2 separate regions of the Homo sapiens genome follow, and region 2 is linked to region 1. Evidence: read pairs that join two places in POLR2A ChIA-PET (ENCODE). Cell type or tissue: OCI-LY7. All regions are shown on one strand.

The links. Peaks named below come from ENCODE experiments on the same cell type or tissue, not always from the same donor. Only the 100,000 strongest peaks of a DNase experiment are listed, where the experiment ranks them.
Region 2: POLR2A ChIA-PET joins it to region 1 with 5 read pairs; 3 of 35 experiments call an interaction of 5 or more read pairs at or near these places.

The regions. Positions count from the first base shown.
Region 1 is chr9:100,407,385-100,415,384 of GRCh38, forward strand. No RefSeq gene overlaps it. Among named protein-coding and RNA genes, the nearest start is that of MSANTD3, 16 kb to the right of the region's middle. RefSeq lists a silencer at 4,248-4,337. In OCI-LY7, no CTCF peak of the experiment used is centred here; a DNase peak (open chromatin) is centred at 4,407; H3K4me3 peaks cover 1,437 bases.
Region 2 is chr9:100,495,288-100,503,287 of GRCh38, forward strand. It overlaps MSANTD3-TMEFF1 (MSANTD3-TMEFF1 readthrough), which reads left to right. Exons shown (of 10, transcript NM_001198812.1): 2 at 3,478-3,587. It overlaps TMEFF1 (transmembrane protein with EGF like and two follistatin like domains 1), which reads left to right. Exons shown (of 10, transcript NM_003692.5): 2 at 3,478-3,587. Among named protein-coding and RNA genes, the nearest start is that of TMEFF1, 26 kb to the left of the region's middle. In OCI-LY7, no CTCF peak of the experiment used is centred here; no DNase peak of the experiment used is centred here; H3K4me3 peaks cover 356 bases.

The sequences.
Region 1 (8,000 bases):
AACCACTGCCTCCCTGGTTCAAGCGATCCTCCCTCCTCAGCTTCCCAAGTAGCTGGTATAATTCCAGCATGTGCCACCACACCCAGCTAATTTTTGTATTTTTAGTAGAGATGGGGTTTCACCATGTTGGCCAGGCTGGTTTCAAACTCCTGAGCTCAACTGATCTGCCCACCTCGGCCTCCCAAAGTGCTGGGATTACGGGAGTGAGCCATGATGCCCAGCCTGCCTTGGTAAATTCTTTTTACCAACTGCGTCACCAGCCTCAGATAGTTGCAGCAACTCATTCTTAAATCTAAGTTTATTCTGAATCTATTTTATTTTCTTTCACTGTTATCTATTATTAGTATTCATTTCACTTGATAACATCTATTTCCAGAATCAAAATAGAACTGAGACAAGGAGAGAGAAAGAAAAAATACATAATGTAGTATTACAGAGTTAGGAATAGGGTTAATTAGTCAAAAAAAAGTTTGCAATAGAATTAAATAAGTTGCACGTACTGACAAATATAGGAAAAGAAGTATTTCTCTGGAGGAAAGGAAGCAGATCTTGGAGGAAGTCTTTAGAGAGAAAAAAATGAGCTGAGAGCACTAATTAGCTGTATATGACCTCAGGGAAGTCACTTAACCTCTCTGGGGATGATTCTATTTTACAGATTTTTTTTGGTATGTTAAATGAAAGAATTGAATTAAATGAGCTCAGAGCATCCTATTAAAGTACAATATGATAATTAATATTCCCAAGTCATCCAGAAAAGTCTAATTTGTGTTCTCTGTATTTTGTTTAATAAAGCTGAGAAGTTTGGAAAACATTTATTTGTCATGATAAATTGTTATTGATACATTGAGTGTCCACCTCGTGCAAGTAGTGTCCTAGGCAATATACTTTCATTGTCTTGTTTAATTTATACTTTAATTAATTAATGGATTTTATAACTTGAATAATTGGATCAATTAAAAATGTCTTAAAATAACGTGTATGTATATATATTATATATCTTTATTATCATAAAAATGTAATATTATTGCAGAAAACCAGGAAAATAGAGAAAATCATATACAAAAAAGTAATTCTGTCACTCTGAAAGCAACTATTAACATTTTGAAGCATATCTGTTGAATAGAGACAAATATTAGTTAAGATTTTTTAAAATAAAATTGAGACCAAATTCAACATATTTCTATCCTGTTTCTATTTTCAAAAACATGCTTTTTCAGTAACCATATAGTATTCCATTTTATAAATATAAAGGACTAGATAATCCTTTTGGTTGGCCATAAATAAAAGTTTTGACACCAATGATGTAAACTTTAGTTACACCAAAAATTCCCCAGGGCAATGTCGCAGTCAGGGTCCCCAGAGGAAACAGATGGCAAACAGCAAGAGGGTAATTTGAAAAGTGTTAAATACAAGAACTATTTACAAAGGAGTGGGCAGGGATTAGGGGAACCAGAAGTAATAATGTAGTATGTGATAGCACTGTTGATGGTACCCCTTAGCTTGGAGGAGCGAGAGGAGGCAGCAGTTCCTAGAACTTGGAGACAAAGAAACCTCCATGGAGACAGCTGCCTGACAAAAGCTGTAGCTGGCACTTGGTTGAGGGAGTAGCCAGCGTGCAGCGACCCAGCTTGGAGGTGCAGGGGATAAACACCTTGACACCCTCATTTGCTCTGAGGGCCAGGGAGGCCAGGGAGATGTTGGTGTAGTCCACACAAATCAGCCTGCTTAGCCACAAGGCATGGCAGAGAAACGTGAAGAGTGCACCAGGAGGAGCAAATGGAGTTCTGAACACACACTTTTACTTTGATCACGCTTACTTGGCAGAATTCATCTTTGTAATGACTTGATCTGGGAGTCAGAGATAGTTTCTCTTAAGAAGTGATGTTAAATCTGAGACCTAGAGGATGTGTAGTTGCTAAGAATATGAAGAACAAGGAAAATAATACATGAAGTAGGGGGAATAGTATGTGCAAAGTCCCTGTGGTAGAAGGGTGTTTTTAAGGAACTGAAAGAAGGCCAGTGGGTAAGACAGAAAGACAAAGTGGATAGAACAAAGTAAAATAGAGTGAAGATTTTGGCAGGGCAATATTGTAGGTCCCACTAAGGATTTTGGTCTTTAACCTTGAAATGAAAGTAAATCATTGACAGGTGTTAGGATCAAATGGCAGATTAGATTTGCATATTAAGAATATTATTATTCTGCTCTGGGGAGAATGGATTGGCAGACAAACAAAAATGAAATTGAGGTGAGTATAGTATTAATCCAGGTAAAAGTTTGGATTAAGGTGCTGGTAGAGATGGTGTGACACAGACAGGTTTGAGAAATGTGCGGGACATAACATTGACAAAACTTGATAATATATTGGATATGAGAATGTAAGGGTGGGGATAGTGTCAAATAAATCTACCAGATTACTATGCTTGCTTATAAAACTGGATGGATGGAGCCGGACACGGTGGCTCATGCCTGTAATCCCAGCACTTTGGGAGGCCAAGGCAGGTGGATCATCTAAGGTCAGGAGTTTGAGACCAGCTTGGCCAACATGGTGAAACCCCATTTCTACTAAAAATACAAAAATCAGCTGGGTGTGGTGGCACGTGCCTGTAATCCCAGCTACTCAGGAGGCTGAGGCAGGAGAATCGCTTGAACCCGGGAGGTGGAGGTTGCAGTGAGGTGAGATCATGCCACTGCACTGGGCAACAGAGCAAGACTCTGTCTCAAAAAAAAAAAAAAAAAAAAGCAAAAACAAAAAACTGGATAAATGAAAAGCTTTTTGGAATTGGGAAATTATAAAATGGTGTATATAGATAGATAGTTGGCTATTTCTTTTCTTTTTTTTTTTTTTTCAGACAGAGTCTTGCTCCGTCGCCCAGGCTGGATTGCAGTGGCGTGATCTCGGCTCACTGCAAGTACTGCCTCCCAGGTTCACGCCATGCTCCTGTCTCAGCCTCCCGAGTAGCTGGGACTACAGGCGCCCGCCACCACGCCCGGCTAATTTTTTGTATTTTAGCCTGTGAAACAGGGTTTCACCGTGTTAGCTAGGATGGTCTCGATCTCCTGACCTCGTGATCCGCCCGACTCGGCCTCCCAAAGTGCCAGAATTACAGGCGTGAGCCACCGCACCCGGTCAGTTCGGCTATTTCTTAATGAGTTAGAGACCATATGTTCTAGAAATAAAGTGGTTGTGAAGCTGAACAATGAGAACAGAAACCATTTCTACAATTTAACACTTGTTAAGCAATCAGAGGAGTGGTAGGTGTCAGGAGGAAGAACTGGGAGAGAGAGGTTAGAGGACTGACATGAAGCAGACATTGAGGAAAGAGGAATTTATGCAATAATGGCCCAGGTTGCTGCAGATGTGAGAAAATATTCAACTTTTGAGAAAACATAATAGAAAAAAAATAGTTTGGCACAAAAATACAAATAAGCAAGCAAAACAAAATTACTACTTTTCTTCCCCTCCCTCCCCCACTCCCTTTTCTCTTTCTCTGTCCCTGGGGACCAGCGTTAAGGATCAATGGTCTGCCTTCGACAGTCCCCATCCCTAGCTATTTGCTCCTTTGTTGAGTGCCCCCTTTCCTCACCTTATCTTATGAAAAGCGTTCCAACCCTCCTAGACTGTGAGCTCCTAGAAAGCGGACTTAGCCTATTTTTGTATGCTATATATCACATAGCCTACTGTACAGAGTAGCTGCTCATTTGTGTTTCTTATATTGAGGTAAATCTGAATCTTACCTGGGCCAAACTCTGCGTTAGGATCTGGGTATTCAACTGTCAGGGGACTCAAGTGTGAGCAAGACCTTGTCTCTACCATCCTAGATCATACAGTCTTAGGAGGACATTGACACTAAAAAAGGCCATTACATGACCCTCAGATGAATGCGCATGGGGTAAGTACGGGTCCTCTGGATAACAGAGGAGCATGGAATGGTAACCCTAGAGACAACCTGGTGCCATTCCTGCTAGATACCGACATCTCCTATATGAATTTTGGTGGTGGGGTGAGGGGATAGGGAAATGGGGGCTGTGAGCAAGGAGGGAGGTTCCAGGAACATCTTTCACATCCCCTAGTCCCCATTTCCTTCATGAACTGCTGTATCCATCAAGTGCGGGTACGCAGGGAGCACAGTCGTTGTGCCAGGTGGGTGCCAGCACACAGCAGTCATTGACATTGTACAGACTTCTGGAGTAAATGGAGGGATGGATGAAACACTTGTGCAATCGAAATTTTTGCGACTCCTTCCATTTGACAAGTACGGTCCACGCCATTCATTCCCCAACCCAAAGCCCGCGAAGCCCCGCAGCTTACACAGAGGCCCCGCCCAACCGCCCCGCTCTGCGCGCTCCCTCAGCTCCAGCGCAGCAGCTCTGGGAGACACGCTGAACGGTAGTCAAGTTCCGGGTCACAGTGCGCTTGCGTAGGAGGAGCCAGTGGCGAAGAAGGGGAGGAGCTCGCGAAGCTTAGACTGCAGTGACGAGGAAAACGTGGATGGGATAGGAGCAGGAAAACCTCTAGGGCTCTGTGGGGTTAGCGCTCTTGGGGCCGTTTAGTGGGTGTCCCGGGGGTACTCAAAGAGAACCCGTCAGAGACTGACCTTAGTTTACACACGATGCGTCTTTTACTGCTCACATCGAGTCTATTGATTTTGCTTTTTTTTTTTTTCAATTACTTTAGTGGTCAAGAATTGCTGCTTTGCAGTGAGACAGATCCAGATTCCAGTGTCTGGTGTGACTGTGTGTGGCCTTGGGCAAGTTATCTGTCCAAGTTTCAATCGCTACCTGTATCAAATGTAGTTGATTGTAGTTGTGTGCATCACAGGGATTTTGTGAAGATTAAATGACGTCGTATGTATCAAGGGCTTAGCGCACTGCCTGGTACGCAGAAAAAGCCCAGTAAATGGCAAGTGCTATTATAACCATTATCATGAGGTTGGAGGATCGCTTGAGCCTGGGAGGTTGAGGCTGCAGCGAGCAGTGATCGCCCCACTGCCCTCCAGCCTGGGCAACAGAGTAAAACCCTGAAAAAACAAAACAAACAAACAAAAGCCCGGGGGAAACAAATCAAATGTCCCCGTATAAATGATAAACAAAATGTGGTATATACGGAACCTTATTCAGCCTTTAAAAAGAGTGAAATTCTGATGCAAGTTACAACATGGACAAACCTTGAAGACACTATGCTAAGTGAAAAAAAACATACACAAAAGAACACATGTTGTATGATTCCAGTTACATGAAGTATCTGGAATAGTCAAATATTATACACAAAGACAGATGAATAGAATAATGGTTACCTGAGGCTGCAGGTAGGGCAGAAATGAGGAGTTAGTGTTTAACAGGTGCAGAGTTGAGGATGATGAAAACGTCTGGATGGATGGTGAAAATGGTTGCACAGCCATGTGAATGCACTTAATGCCACTGAACTGTACACTTAAAAATGGTTAAAATGGGCCGGGCGCAGTGGCTCACGCCTGTAATCCCAGCACTTTGGGAGGCCGAGGCGGGTGGATCACGAGGTCAGGAGTTCGAAACCAGCCTGACCAACGTGGTGGAACCCCGTCTCTACTAAAAATACAAAAATTGGCTGGGCGTGGTGGCGCGCACCTGTAATCCCAGCTACTCAGGAGGCTGAGGCAAGAGAATCGCTTGAACGCGGAAGGCAGAGGTTGCAGTCAGCCGAGATCGCGCCACTGCACTCCAGCCTGGGCGACAGAGCAAGACCTCAAAACCAAAACAAAACCAAAAAATGGTTAAAATGGTAAATTTTATGTATATTTTACCACACAAAGAAAAGGAGAGGAAAGAAGCCCAGGAGCAGGCAGCGCACAGCGGGAGTGCATGGCAGCTCAGCTCAACAATGCTCTCAGGCGCTTAGGGTCCTTCTATCTTTCAGTTTACCACTCCCAGCATGTGACTTTTGTCCTTGTGGTCATAAGATGATTGCTGCTTCTCGAGGAATTGTGTGCATGTACTAGATAAGAAAAGCCAAAAGTCATCTTCTTGTGAAGTTTTATATTTTCATTCAAGAAAAGGAGCCTAAGGGAATACCCGCCTGCTACTCATTGACAGGAATTTTATCAAGTTGACCTCTCAACAGGAGTCTGGGAAAGTTACTTTTCAAGTGTCTAAAGTATAGAATGGCACAATAAAGGGGAGCTGTGAGGTCCCCCTTATCATGCCATTCTATAGATACTTGAAAGGTAATTTCAAGTATCTAAAGTATAGAATTTTCAAGTACAGAAAATTTGAGGCCGGATGTGGTGGCTCATGCCTGTAATCCCAGCACTTTGGGAGGCCAAAGTGGGCGGATCACCTGAGGTCAGGAGTTTGAGACCAGCTTAGCCAATATAGTGAAACCCCATCTCCATTAAAAATACAAAAAAATTAGCCGGGCATGGTGGTGCGAGCCTGTGGTCCCAGCTGCTCCGGCGGCTGAGGCAGGAGAATCGCTTGAACCCGGGAGGCGGAGGTTGCAGTGAGCCGACATCGCGCCACTGCACTCCAGCCTGGGAGACAGAGAGAGGCTTTGTATCAAAAAAAAAAAAAAAAAAAAAAAAAAAAAGGAAGAAAATTTGAGTAGCCAAATTTTCAGGGAATGTCCCACAAACATAGAGGTTTATTTTGCTTTTTTCCATAAATGTGCTTATACTGCATATTATTTTTTGCAACTTGCTATTTTTTCTTAGCAATATGAATTAGAATTCCTCAGTTCCTTTAGCTGCTGCAAAATACTCTTGTTTCTAAGGCACACTTTTTTATTCACATTTTATGATCTCTCAGATTGGTATGCATCTTACAGTTGCTGTCAGCTAGCAAGGCAGCAATAGTGATGTGGTTGTCATTGCCTGCTGGGTATGCATCAAAACTTGCAGAATGGAGGTTAGCAGCCTGGCATATTGATGATTCTGAGTCTAAACATTATACAGAAGGTTCAGACTCTGAGAAGAGGATTTAGCTATATGGTAATCAATTTATTTCATGAATCCTTTTAATTTATGCATAAGGATAATATGGAACTAAAGATGTCTTAAGCCTTAATTAGCTTTTTCAATAAGTATAAAATAAAAATTATAAATGGCAAGAAAGCTTTGTGTCATAGCTTAATTAGGATCATTTTTCTTTCTTAATGATGTATGAAATAACGAAGGCTATAGCGGGTCACATCCTCGAGTTAATGAAATACAGTGTTCTTTTTTTTTTTTTTGAGACCGAGTCTCGCTCTGTGGCCCAGGCTGGAGTGCAGTGGCGCGATCTCGGCTCACTGCAAGCTCCGCCTCCCGAGTTCACGCCATTCTCCTCTCTCAGCCTCCTGAGTGGCTGGGACTACAGGCGCCCGCCACTACGCCCGGCTAATTTTTTGTATTTTTAGTAGAGACAGGGTTTCACCGTGTTAGCCAGGATGGTCTCGATCTCCTGACCTCGTGATCCGCCCGCCTCTGCCTCCCAAAATGCTGGGATTACAGGCGTGAGCCACTGCGCCCGGCCGAAATACGGTGTTCTAAATATGACTATTCCATAGCTTATTTAATCATTTCCTTTTTGATAGAAGTTAGGTTTAATGATGCTTTAGGAAACCCTTGTGCATGCCCTTTTTTGCATATGTGAAAGTAGTCGTTCTCTAGATACCTAGGAATACACATTTTAACATTCTGAGAGCAACTGCCCTTTAAAAAGCTCCTATCGATTTACACTTCCATGAAAGAACCCATTTTTTCCAAACAGTTTTACATTTTGGTCAATCTGGTATCTGAAAATAGTACATCATTGTTTTGATTTTGTCTTTTAGTGTTGTTAAGGGTGTCTATAACATAGAAGCCAATTTTTAAAAATCAACTTTTTATTTTTGTGTAGTTTTAGATTTACAGAAAAACTGTGAAGATAGAACAGAGTACTCCTATATATCCCACACCTAGTTTCTCTATTGTTAATATCTTACATTAGAATGGTATCTTTGTCACAATCAATGAACAAATATTGATACATTATTATTAACTAAAGC
Region 2 (8,000 bases), 88 kb after region 1:
CATTCTATATTTAAAATATCTTTTCCAAATTCTTTATAATGATCCTGTATTAGCTTTATTATGATAAAAAAGCCTTATTAATTTTTCAAGGTCAATACAAGTCTTGTTTTTTCTGACACTGCACCCTATGCCTCAAATCCAGTTTTGTCCCCTGTCTCTTGAACTCCTACAGCAGTCATAGACTGTATGACGCATTTAGCCCCTTAATTATAGACTGTATTGAATTCATCACTAATTGTTGCATATATTAGCAAGATCATCCCGTTACATTTTTTTCCTGTGTGTCCAAAATTCTTAGCATAGTTTTAAGTACCTAGTAGATGCTTAGTAATGGCTTTCTGATGATAAACTAATCACATTTATGCATGAACACACATGAAACTAGCATGGATTTGATAGCAAGATATGCATAAAATAAAATATGACTAATAACCAGAGTAATCAGAATTTCATGACTTTTACCCTTACCTATTAATGATATAGGACCTCTAGCACCCTCATAAATGCCTCCCTCCAAGATTTATTCCGGGAGTCACCAAATTGTGTTTGATGTGTGCCCACTAATGCATTCCACTGCTACATGACACCTGTCTTTTTCTTCCTGTGCTGTTTGCTGCCTCTGCAGTTGCACGTTGGTACCTCCTGTCAGATATCAGAGGTCTGCCTCTTTGCCCGACACTACCATCTCCTTGGTCTTATGCTATCCTGCTAGATACATTGCTGATATTCAGGGACTGTTGATGTGTCCCAGCTCCTTTCTCCCCATGTATTATGTCTTGTGTGAGCATCAAAGCAGAGCTTATCACTTCGTTTTTAGTGAAAATCATTCTTTAGTTTCTTTGTTGTAGCTCCTCTGTCTCTGTTATGAGTTCTTGGAGCTGGGCTGGAGGAGCAAACCAAGTCTTTAGAAGGGACTGTGCTCAGGATCACTTCTCTTGTTCAAGGCTGTGTTTATGCCAAGTTCTTTTTTTTGAGACAGAGTCTTGCTCTTTCACTCAGGCTGGAGTGCAGTGGCACGATCTCCTCACTGCAGCCTCCTCCTCCTGGGTTCAAGTGATCCTCCCACCTCAGCCTCCCAAGTAGCTGGGACTACAGGCATGTACCACCATGCCCAGCTAATTTTTGTATTTTTAGTAGAAACAAGGTTTCATTATGTTGGCCAAGCTGGTCTTGAACTCCTGACCTCAGGTGATCCACCTGGCTCAGCCTCCCAAAGTGCTGGGATTACAGGCGTGAGCCACCAGGCCCAGCCAGTGGGACCAAGCTTTTCTGCCTCACATTAGCAGGGATGATTATTCCCCTAAAGTATTCTGTAGTCCCTCATACAAACATTCCTTGGGGTTACCAAATGTGACTCCTGGTGGCAGGGATGGTTTAGGTTCTAGCTTGCAATCCACTGTACCTGTAAAGTACAACAGGTAAAACATTACAATTCAAGAGTCTCAAAGTAGCAAATCATAACTCAGAGTATTATCTTGCCTCGCAGACAAAATAAAAACTTTACTTATTCTTGTTTTTTATGTCTGGTTGTAATAGAACCCAGTGTGAACTTTAAGCCTACAGAGAAAGGAGAAAAGACAAATGCACTGTATTTCATTAGTCAAATTGTGCAGTTCTTATTTCTGTAGCCCCTAAACTTGATTAAGCTCTTAGTTGAGCAGATATTGTACATTCTTACCCTCTTTTACAGGGCAGTTCTTTATTAATATTTTGTTATCTTCCTTTTGTCTGAAGATGTGTCTTTGATAGTAATTGGAACCAGACCTTGTCCAAGTTCCTAGCAGAAGTGTGGGTAGATAGGGGGAAAATCCCTATACCTAGGATTGAGCCTCAAGAGCTAAAGCAAGGTCAAGGGGGAAAGGGAAGAGACAGCAAAAATGGGGAGGTAAGGAGAACCAAGGACATAAAGCTTCCACAGCCAGGGTGATGAGGAATGAAAAGATGGCCTTCTCTACCTGGAATAGTTTGTGAAACAGTAAGAATAACAAAATGCTTGTGTTAGCTTTCTCTTGCTTTAAGTTTCCACTCATGTCTTTTTTTTTTTTTTTTTTTTTTTTGGTGAGTGCTTGAGCTTTAATCCAGTTCTGTGCACCTGAGATCATTTAAGGAAAATAATTTTTTGTAACCCAGAAATCATTTAAGAAAGATAATTTTTTTGTAACCCACCTAGATGTGATCTTGCCCTTGTGCAGTACTTAGTTGACAGTGACTACTCAAGTAGGTACTGTTGACTGTCAACTCCTTAGGGATTCAGGTACTTGATTGCCAGCTCCTCGGAGGGTGAGCTAGGAGTAGGAGACCCAAGACACCACTGCAGAGCAGTGGGAATAAATGGGGTAGAGAGAGGTAATGAAATATCACTAGGACAGTTGTCACCGGACATAGAATTCCCTTGACTTAGTTTACTGAGTCCTGCTTTGAAATCTAGAAATAGAAAACAACCAGGAATGGGGATAACTGGAGAAATGCTCCCTTAGATCTCTTTGCCGGGACCTCATCATGATCTAGAGATACAGGAGTCCTTGCTCTTTTCCCAGAGAGTCTTAGCTTTTGAGCAGCAGAATCAGGAGTTAATCTAGGACTCTCTCTGCTCCCAGACTCATGTATTCACCACTACACTGGGATGGTTTTTTTTTTTTTAAACAGTCATTTGTTTATTGTTTGCCTAAGTGCATTTGTTTTTGTAAGCTCTCATTCCCCATACAAAGTATATGAAAATTGCATTGTAGTGATTTTCACCCACTTTCACTGATTGGCAGCTTCAAGCACTAACCTTGAAGCTTAATTTGATGCTTAATGTTGGAGCAGGAGCAATATGACCACAGAATTCTGGTATTGTTGATTGGCTCTGCTTGCTTTGGTAGAGTCAACTTAATTCAGTCCATTAAAAGTTTTAAGTCTAGTAAGATTTTGAATCTCTTTAATTCTGTGTACACAAATGCTCCATATTATTTATTGTATGAAATTCAGATTCACTGTTCTTTTGTAGTTAAAATAGTTTGCCTAGAATGAATAATGATCACCCAAAATTTATTCTGCATACCAAAATAATTAAGATAATTTTTATCTCATTTAATTAATATTACTGTTAATTCTCATTAGCCTTAAAAGTAACTTACTAGAAAAATAACCTAAAATGTTAAATAAGAAATAGTAAGATTGCTACCTTAAGGCCTTAGAAGGCAAAATGGAAAAATTCCACAGATTTACCTTTGGAAATTATGTTAAGTCCTGAAATTTTGAGTTCTATTTTGAGTTACTTTTAGGCTCATTACTATGCAGGATTCTGTTTGGGGAATACTGAGCATTTTGTGTCTTACAGAATTTCTTTTTGTATAGTTATGTCTTATTACACTTCTGAATGGGGGGGCTCAATACATTTTAAGGACTTTTTCATACACACACACACACGCGCACAGACACACACACGTAATAAAAAGCCAAATATATATGTCAAACAATTTTTTTCTTTTGCAGAATTAAATGTGAGGGAGTCTGACGTAAGAGTTTGTGATGAGTCATCATGTAAATATGGAGGAGTCTGTAAAGAAGATGGAGATGGTTTGAAATGTGCATGCCAATTTCAGGTGAGGAAACCCAGCCTATTTTGAAAAGTTTTATATTCTTCGTATTTTATAATTCTAAATTCTTCAAATTAAAAAACCTAAAACACCTTGAACCCCATAAAGAAATTGGGGTCACAGCCCCTCAGTTCTTTTTTGTCAGATGATGCCCTGTTATTTGTATCTTCCATACTGCTTGCATGGAATTGAGAGGACAGATTGACAATAATAGATGTGACAATTCTTTGAAAAAAATGTCAAATTTCTATTTAAATGTAAGGTATAATTGTCACTGAAAGGAAAGAGGTACAGGTTGAACTAGAGTCTCTTATTTTAAATGTTGGCATCTTTTTCCTTTTCTTCTCCTTCTAGTCTGTCTCTTTCCCTTCCATTCTTATTTGTTGCTGTCTCATCTCTTCAGGCCACAGAACTTGACTGACTTGGAGACTCGGGGTAAGTCAAGGTTAGAGCTCGAATAGCAAGTGGAACCTCAAACTAAGAGTGTAAATATTTTTGCTTTTCAGATGCTCTTTTAGTTGTGATTCTGTTGTCTAAAAAAGTAAAACAAGGGAAATAGTTATATTTAATTCTTTCTTTTTATTTTCTGTGGTTAAATGGTAATCAGACTTCAGAATGTTTCTTACAAGATGGTCTCTGATGGTTGATTTGATATGAGGCGAAAAAGGAACTAGAATTTTTTTTCCACTCACAATTTTATTCTAAACGTACCCACCATTTGGGTTTTGAGGGGAAGAAAGGGCACAGAAATCAGAAACGAAAGCATAGGAGAGTTAGTATTTCTGGTAACCCTGTGACCTCAGGCAAATTTCTGTATGAGCTCAGGTAATTTTCTTGGCATCAGTATTCTATCTGAAAAGTGAAGGCACGTTTCCTACCCTTACTTATGATACTGTAAATGAGAATCAAAATTGGAAAGAAAGCTTGCATATGAAACATCTTTGAAAACTGTAAACCATCAGGTGGTTTATTTTAATTAAAAGAAGTGGAGAGTTTAGGTAAAGGAGGAAGGGTATGTAGGTATACTGTTGTCCAGCCAGTTTCTTCATGGTTGAAAGGGGCTTTACATTCAATTACGTAGAATGATAGGAGGGTTTCTCTTGGGCATTTTTATATCAGCCACCTTCTGCCAAGCTTTCTTAGGTAGCTTTTGGCTGGCTTCAGATCCCTGCTGCCTGTTGGCTGGAGACATCATTTCTTTGCCAAGAGCACCTTTCCATAGAGCTCTGCATAGCATGGAAGGTGACTTTAGCCAGAATGAAATGAGAAGTCGGTGATAATTTGAACTGTTTTCCCCCTGAACCTAATGTGTCATTTTTCTCTGACTGCTTTCAAGATTTTTTCCTTACTGTTTTTGACTATTAAGTACTGTGGTATGGTTTTTCTTGAACTTATCATGCTTGGGGTTGGCAGAACTTCTGAAATCTATTTGTTACTCAGTTTAAGAAATATTTTGTCATTATTTCTTAAAATTTTTTTTCTGCTTATTATTTCTTATAATCTGGGACTTCCATGATGTGTTAGACCTTTTGATACTGTCTCAAGGTCCCTGATACTCTGTTCATTTTTTTCCCAAATTTTTTCCTGTTCTTTACATTAGATAATTTTTATTGATCTGTCTTCAGGTTCACTAATCCTTTCTTCTGTCATCTCCATTCTTCCCATCCAGTGAGTTTTTAATTGTAGATTTTTTATGTTTAGAATTTACAGTTTCTGTTTACCTGCTGGGATTTCCTCTTTTCATTCACTGTAAGCATATTTTCCTTGAGCATAGATGTTATTGCCGCTTTAAAATATGTCTGCTAATGTCCATATCTAGGACATCCTCAGGTATTGCCTCTGTTGATTGTTTTCTCATGTGAGAATGGACCATATTTTCCTGTTTCTTCACATTAGAGTAACTTTGAATTTATCCTATACATTGTGAATCATATGTTTTAGAGTGTGTGAGTTTTGTTATGTTCCTTTGAAGATTATTGTTATTTTTGAAACCGTTGGCTGAATTCAAACTGCAGATTCTGCCTTACTTGTGGTGGGCAGCAACACAAGTATCAATTCATTTCTTTTAGCCTCACTGGGGCTACTTGGAGTCTGCCCCATGTGTGGTTTAGGGGTCTGCCAGAAACGTGCTCTGAGTTTATACGCGGAAACTGGGACTCCCCTCGAACTCTCTCCTTTCCGAGATTTCCCTCTCACTTTTTAGTGGCTGTGATTGTCCTCAAGTCTGTTATCTGGTTCATTAAAAGAAAGGTGGTGGGTTTTGTTGTTGAAGATTTAGTCATCCTGTGTGGGGAAGACCGGGGCTGTTCTCCTCTTCAGCTGCTGTGTTTCCTTAGGTTAAATTCCTTGAGGTGGAATTGTTGGGCCAGTGGATACTCATGTGCAGATTAACATTATCACCAATAGCCTCATATCAGATGTCCTGTTTCCCCTCAACCTTTTGATAGTGGATTTTGTTGGTCCTTTTAAATTTACAAATCTGAAAGGCAAAAACAATTTTTATTTGCATTTGATTACTAGAGAAATTGAAAATGTGCTGTATATTTGTTACCATTTTTTTTTGTGAATTAATATTTCATATTCTGTGTCTAGTTTCTGGGGTATTTTCTTTTTCCCTCATGTTGATTTGTAAAGACATGTGTATGCATATATACATACTCTGTGCAATACAATATTGGAATATATATATATTGCTTACTATGCTGAGCATTTGATATTCATTAACTCATAAACTCTCAAGAGAACCTGCTGCTTTGATTTATTTATTTATTTTTATTTATTTATTATTATTTTTTGAGATGGAGCCTCGCTCTGTTGCCAGGCTGGAGTGCAGTGGTGCGATCGTGGCTCACTGCAACCTCCGCCTCCCGGGTTCAAATGATTCTCCTGCCTCAGCCTCCCTAGTAACTGGGACTGCAGGTGCATGCCACCACACCCAGCTAATTTTTGTGTTTTTAGTAGAGACGGGATTTCACCATGTTGGCCAGGATGGTCTCGAACTCTTGACCTCGTGAACCGCCTGCCTTGGCCTCCCAAAGTGCTGGGATTACAGGCATGAGCCACCGCGCCTGGCTACTTTGATTTATTTTTAAAAAGAGTAATGTATGCCCATAGTAAACAACTTGAACAATATAAGAAGATATGTAGCAAAAAAAGCTTCCACTCCAGACTGTCAACTCTTCTCAAAGGCAACATCTGTTACTTCTTGCATTTCCTTCTAGAAGTATTTTGTGTGTATATAAATTTGTTTAATTCCCCTTTTAAATATTAAATCATTTAATAGTATTTATCTTGGAGATTGTTCCTTTCCAGGAACAATAGATTCCAAAGAACTCTATATTTTAAAGAAGTTATCCTAATTTCATTTTTTTGTTTTTCTTTTTAACACTATGTATTTTTAATTGACAAAAATAATTGTATATCTTAGTTTCATTTTCATTTTGTTTATATTTTAGACACAAAGAAATTTCAGATTTTCACCTTATATTTATCTGTCTTTTTTTTTGTTTGAGACGGGGTCTCACTCTGTTGCCTAGGCGGGAGTGCAGTGACACAATCATAGCTTACTGTAGCCTTGACCTCCTGGGCTCAAATGATCTTCCCACCCCAGCCTCCTGAGTAGCTGGGACAGCAGGTGTGCATCACCACACCTGGCTGATTAAAAAAATTTTTTTTTGTAGCGCCAAGACCTCTAGGTTGCCCAGACTGGTCTTGAACTCCTGGGCTCAAGCAGTCTTCCCACCTTGGCGTCCCAAAGTGCTGGGATTACGGGTATGAGCTGCTATGCCCAGCCCTGCTTTTCTTCATTTTTTGAGAAAAGTATTTCCCTGAAACTCTAAGATTATAAAGAAATAGCCTTTTTGACGTTTTAAAAAATATACTTGAACAGCTAGAAAATCCTTCCATGATCTGTCTGAATTCCTTGCATTTTTACCTTGTGGCAAAGCAGGGAAGGAAAATATGTTGGGAGTTGACACCATTAGACATTTATCCAGTGCTTACTTGTGCTGGGTATGAGACTAGATGCTGAGGATGTAAAGATGTTTAAAGACTGGTTCCTTGCCTTGTAGGAGCAAACTGCCTCAGGGCTTACAGTATAGTTTGATCTTGCTGCCGAGTGAACCTTCCTTTGACCATTCTGCCTTCCTTTATAAGATTATAAATCTGTTCAGGGTAGACTTAGGTTATTGCCAGCTTAAAAATAATGACCTGACATGCCCATTAAACCCTTCTCTGCTGGATGCTTTAGCAGTATCTTTCAATTCATTTTAAAAACTTGCTTATGATTCAGCATGCTTTTAGTGCTAAATAGAAGCTTTCTGGGACATTATTTAAATACATTTTAACAGATAACAGGATTTTAAATAAAAATTCAAATTGTTTTTTTTTTTAGTCTGCTAATAAGAGCTATTATCTTGC